Linked DNA regions of Homo sapiens: region 2 is linked to region 1. A link is an interaction called in ENCODE POLR2A ChIA-PET data of the cell type or tissue named here. Cell type or tissue: Caco-2. All regions are shown on one strand. Each heading gives the region's core, and the rest is flanking DNA. Links, peaks and the distances in the headings are about the cores only.

Region 1 (2,500 bases), core at 1-2,500:
ACTTAGTGGGTGGCTGGAGCCAATTTGCTAGCACTGTAAGGAAGCTTTTGGTTTAAGATATGGCTAGACCTAGGTAGGAAGAAGGATGCAAAATTAATGGATAAACAGACCTAGGTAGGAAGAAGGATGCAAAATTAATGGATAAACAGTTGAATGCTGTTTGGGTAGCAGCTGAGAGGAATTCCTGTGAGTTGAGGGAAAGGACTACATTCATTTCTTTTGTTTTTGGGAGACAGGGTCTCACTCTGTTACTCCAGCTAGAGTGCTATGGTATGATCGTGGTTCACTGCAACCTTGAGCTCTTGGGCTCAAGCAATCCTCCTGCTTCAGCCTCCTGATTAGTTGGGACTACAGGCACATGCCACTACACCTGACTGATTTTATTTTTATTTTTTGTAGAGGCAGGGTTTCACTGTGTTGCCCAGGCTGGTCTCGAACTCCTGGGCTCAAGTGATCCTCCTGCCTCCATCTCCCAAAGTGATGGAATTATGGGCCACTGGGTCTGGCCTTCAATACATGTTTATTGAGTCCTGCCTGGTTGAAGATAAAGAAATACTGATATCTACCTACTAAATACATGATGTGGTAAAATATGGAGGCAGTTTGGTTTAGAATGAAAACCCCATAAAGATAGGGTTCTTGTCTGTCTCATGCACTGTTATGTATTCACCAGGAGTAGTGCCTGGCATGTAGTAGGCTCTCAAAAAATATTTGTTGAAAGAAAGTTTACGATTTGGAATCAGACAGACCAGGTTCATATTTGGGTTCTGCCCAGCCCCTTTACTGAGTGCGTTGCTCAGTTTCTTCATTTATAAATAAAATAGGACTAGGATTAGCTGGTTATTGGGAGAGTTGTTTAAAAAAAAGATTAAAACCTTTTCTATAAGGCTTTACAGTAAGCGCTTAAGGAAAGATAGTTTCTTTCATTTCCCCTTGATGGTTTGCAAAGTGTGATGGGAGTGCAGGGGAAAAAGCAGTTAGAGCTACCTGGGGGAGTCTAGACAATGGCTTCACAGGCTTGATCTGTTAGTGTCTTCCTACAGAACAACATTATTATTATTATTATTATTATTTCCTCACAAAAGGAACTCCCTGGGATTAAGCAAGCATCTTGGAATTGGTATGCCTTGCTTCTCTACATTTCCCATGGTCTTCATGGGAGGGCTGGCTCTTGTCTTTCTAGCAAGGTCACATTTACACTGTAGGTTTGTTCAGAGGTTGTTGTTCCAGAAGAAGCAGCTTTCAGTGGAGACTCTGGACTTAGCTGATTTGCATGGGCTTTTGTAGCCAGCCGTCAATCCCCTATCCCCACCCTGCCAAATACCTCAATAATTGTTAGTTATAGCTTTGAAAACGTGTACTCAGCTTGACTTCTGTTCCGGATCAGTTGTAAATTCTCACATAAGGTAGAGCAGAGTGTGTTTGCTTGGGTTAATCAGGTATTTATAAGTTGACCTTTACTAGTGAATACCTAATTTTTCCCTCATGCCTAAGTAACTCTAGCAGGCCGAGGGCCTTGTTCTCAGGCATTCCCAGAACTGTTGGGAGTTGCAGCAGGTTTGCCTGCCCTTGTCATATATGCACAAGGGCCAGTAGGATTTATCTGTCTCCCAGCAAGGGTGCCCAGGACCTCTCCTTTTATCCTATCATTCTAAAGCACTGGGAATACCAGTCTCCTCTCTCTGATCAGCATTTTAGACACTGATGCTTTCTCTTCTAGTTAGTTTCTTGGGAGAATGAGTAAGCAGGGAGGAATTGTTTGGCTTTCAGGTAAAAAGGACTTCTTGCTTGTGAATTGAAGTCACTAGGCGAGAAGTGAGTAAAGAACATGTTCCTGGATAGGAGTGGTCAAGCGTTGGTAAGTTAGACTTGGTTTGGGGTTAAATGGGCCTGGTGCTCTCTAGGAGTGGAATCAGTAAGGGTCCTGGCTGTGTCCTCATTGCCCTCCTTCGGGAGCTGAGCATTGCTGTAGGGGAGATCTCACATATGGTCTGGGGAGAAGGGAAAGGAGGAGGGTTAAGGAACGAAGAGACAGAGGGAAGAAAAGGGAACTTTTGCTGAGCTGTTTCTCTAGGCTAGGTGCTTTACACCAATAATTTTCTTTAATCTTCACAACAACTTTGTGAGGTAGCTATAATTAGTCTTGTTTTACATATGATGAAACTGAGGCCCAGAGAGGTTAAGCAACTTACCCAAGGTCACAAAGCTAGTTAATGATAATAAGTTATTATTTATCATGTGCCTGAAAAGCACATATGAAGTTTCTTTTTTTTTTTGATCCTATGAAAGATAATTATTACTTCTTCAATGCAAATGAGGAAACTGGGAATTAAAGAGCTTTGGTTACTTGTGGAAGGTCACTCATCTGGCAGTGTCAGTGCAGGGATTTGAAACCAGGTCTGTCTCATTACAGAATGTGTTCCCTTGATGTCCATGTTGCTCTGCAAATGGAAGAGCTGGGATTCAAATGCAGAGTCATGAGAGCAGGGCTTATGTCTTA
Region 2 (3,364 bases), core at 499-2,998, 220 kb after region 1:
TTCACCATATTGGCTAGACTGGTCTCGAACTCCTGACCTCAGGTGATCCGCCTGCTTTGGCCTCCCAAAGTGCTAGGAATACAGGCTGAGCCACCATGCCCTGCTGGCTAGAGGATTTTAAAAGAGGAAAAGGTCAGTGTGAGTTAAAAGTGGTTGAGGCAGGTTTTATGGAGGTGTGAGATTTGGAGGGTGAGTAGGAGTTAGATGTATGGAAAGGTGGAAGAGGAACCTTTAGGCAGAGTAAGGTATAAGCAATGATGTGGATATGGGAATGGGAAGCCCTCTTGGGACTTATATTTCACAGGGAACAGTTGAAGAGATCTGGGGCCAAACTAAGAAAGGCTTTGCTTGAGAGAAGAGGATAATGTAGGCAGTGAGAAGCAGGGATTAGTGATGTGATAAAATCAACATCTGGCTTGAAAAACTAACCAAGTGGAATGACAGAATAGAGAACTGTGTGTCATTGGACCTTTAGATCTTTAGTCTGCCTCCTATTTTCAAGTGTGAGTTAAGATAATTACCAATGCACTTTTTTTTTTTTGTCAGTTTCCTGATTGACTTCAGAACTTCTGGCAGTTGTAGAATTTTCTTTTTGCTAAGTTGCTTTCCCCCCCCACTGCATGTATAATTGCAGAACGCTAATGTTGCTTTGCAGTTACCTGCCTGCTTAGTTATCCAATTGCTAGAGCACTGAGGTTTCAGTCCCAGTGCCAGCCAGTTAATTTACCCCATTTCAGAGTTAAATGCTGCAGATGTGAGCCTGATGAGAAAATTATCACAATGGTGATCAGAAAGAGAGGGGCTAACATATCAGTGTAGAAGAAAAAGCAACTTGTTCTAGTGATAATGGGTTAATAGTGATGTCTTATTGTTCATTTATTCTTCATCAAATGTTTGAGAACTTGCCTTGTTCTAGGCACTAAATTTGAGAATACAGATGTGAATCAGAGGGCCAAATAAATGTAAACATATTTAGCATGTTTCTTATTGGTTACTTCAGGTTGAGTATCCCTTATTCAAAATGCTTGGGCCCAGAAGTGTTTCGGATTTTGGATTTGTTTCAGATTTTGGAATATTCGCATTATACTTACTGGTTGGGCATCCCTAATCAGAAAATCCAAAATCTGAAATGGTCCAAGGAACATTTTCTTTGAACATTGTGTTGGCATTGAAAAAGTTTTGGATTTTGGAGTGTTTTGGATTTTGGAATTTTGGATTAAGGATACTCAGCCTATAGTTACAATGGATTGTAGGTGCACAAAAGAGACAAAAACTAAATCAGTGTGAGACACTAACATTTATTGAGTGCCTATTGTGTATCACATACTGTGATTTTTTTTTCCCCCATAGGAGCAGCTTTATTTTATAACGAGGTATAGTTGTAACTATGCCAAAGTTGTTACAACAAAAGCACTTTTTACCTTATCTAATTTTATTGTCACAGTAAACTGATTAGGCAAGTAAAATAGATATAATAATTAACCCCTTTCTACAAATGAAGATCTGTGAAATGACTGATTGTGTTTTGTGGCTTGTCTAAGGTTAAGGCTGTTTGGTGGTTGGATATATTCACTATTCCTGGTAAGAATAAATAAAGGTCGGATGAGCTACTATTTGAGGTTAAACTAAGAGTAGTAAGACTTTTTTGTCTAGAAGGACAAAGATATAATCTAAGTCCAAAATCATGAAAAATATTAGGTAAAATATATAGTATGTCAGATGGGGTAAGTGCAATGGAGAAAAAGCACAGAAGGGGAAGGGGGATAAGAAGAGCAAGGGTCCTATTTGGGGCATTGCAATTTAAAATGGAATCATCAGGGAAAGCCACATTGAGAAGGTGATGACATTGAGCAAAAGACCTAAAGGAGATATATAGCAAGAAGGCCAAGTTGTCAAGGTACAATAGGAAGGAAGGTGGGAGAGTTGGAGGTGAAATTGGGAAGTGGGTGCACAGGACAAGTGGTATAGGATTCTGTGGATTTTTTTTTTTTTTTAGTTGGAGTTTCATTCTTGTTGTCCAGGCTGGAATGCAATGGCGTGATCTCAGCTCACTGCAACCTCCGCCTCCTGGGTTCAAACAATTCTCCTGCCTTAGCCTCCCGAATAGCTGGGATTATAGGCCCCTGCCACCATGCCCAGCTAATTTTTTGTATTTTTAGTAGAGACGGGGTTTCACCATATTGATCAGGCTGATCTCGAACTCCTGACCTCCAGTGATCCACACCCCCCCCCGCTCCCTTGGCCTCCCAAAGTGCTGGGATTACAGGTGTGAGCCACTAGGCCTGGCCTGTGGATTGTTATAACAATTTTGACTTTTATTCTGGAGATCATAAGCCACTATTAGGAGTTTTGAAGGAGGTAATGATATGATTCTGAGTTTAACTTTTAAAGGGTAATTTTGGCTGCCATGTGGGATGGGGGAAAAATTTAGGAAATTATCCGTAAACGTCTGTCTGTATAGAATTCATACTCTTTGAAGGTGACATCAGAGAAGACAATCTCTTCATGAATCTTTTGAGGGGGCCTCAATCTTTTCTGTGAAATAGCACTTCATGTTGGTCAATTTACATGTTAATTACATTTGATTCTTTGACATTGTAGTCTTAATAATTGCTAACATGAATTTAATAATTGCTAACATGATTTGATTCTTTAGATGGCCGCCAAGAACGAGTCATGTTTGACAAAATTACATCTCGAATCCAGAAGCTTTGTTATGGACTCAATATGGATTTTGTTGATCCTGTAAGTAAATATGGTTTTTATCTTGGGTTCCTTCTTTCATGTGTTTCTTTCCATTTGTCTCTTATCCCTGGACCTTCATTCACCTGATATACTTTGGTATTCTGGCTATGCCCTTCGATATAAAATTTGAATTCATTGCTTAAAACATTTTTTTTTCCTTAATTTTGGTTCTGTCCTGTGAGTTCTCACTTTTCAGAGAACTATGAATGTGAGTAAAGAGGAAAATTTGATATTAACATTTAATATCAGATATTTCCTTGAGTAAATTGTTTTATTCATTAGTGGAAAAGCCTAGGCCAGGCGCCGTGGCTCACGCCTGTAATCCCAGCACTTTGGGAGGCTGAGGTGGGCAGATCACCTGAGGTCAGGAGTTCAAGACCAGCCTGGCCAACATGGTGAAACCCCGTCTCTACTAAAAATGCAAAAATTAGCCGGGCCTGGTGGTGGGCGCCTGTAATCCCAGCTACTTGGGAGGCAGGAGAATCACTTGAACCTGGGAGGCAGAGGTTGCAGTGAGCCGAGATCGTGCCACTGCACTCCAGCCTGGGCGACAGAGCGAGACTCCCTCTCAAAAAAAAAAAAAAAAGGGAAGCCTAGAGTAAAGCTTGTTTTGGAATTG

The links. Peaks named below come from ENCODE experiments on the same cell type or tissue, not always from the same donor. Only the 100,000 strongest peaks of a DNase experiment are listed, where the experiment ranks them.
Region 2: POLR2A ChIA-PET joins it to region 1 with 6 read pairs; 2 of 35 experiments call an interaction of 5 or more read pairs at or near these places.

Annotation. Positions count from the first base shown.
Region 1 is chr11:3,876,195-3,878,694 of GRCh38, forward strand. All of the region lies in intron 1 of STIM1 (stromal interaction molecule 1), which reads left to right. Among named protein-coding and RNA genes, the nearest start is that of PPIAP40, 16 kb to the right of the region's middle. In Caco-2, for the core only: no CTCF peak of the experiment used is centred there; DNase peaks (open chromatin) are centred at 1,287 and 1,537.
Region 2 is chr11:4,099,337-4,102,700 of GRCh38, forward strand. It overlaps RRM1 (ribonucleotide reductase catalytic subunit M1), which reads left to right. Exons shown (of 19, transcript NM_001033.5): 2 at 2,657-2,745. Among named protein-coding and RNA genes, the nearest start is that of RRM1, 6.2 kb to the left of the region's middle. In Caco-2, for the core only: no CTCF peak of the experiment used is centred there; no DNase peak of the experiment used is centred there.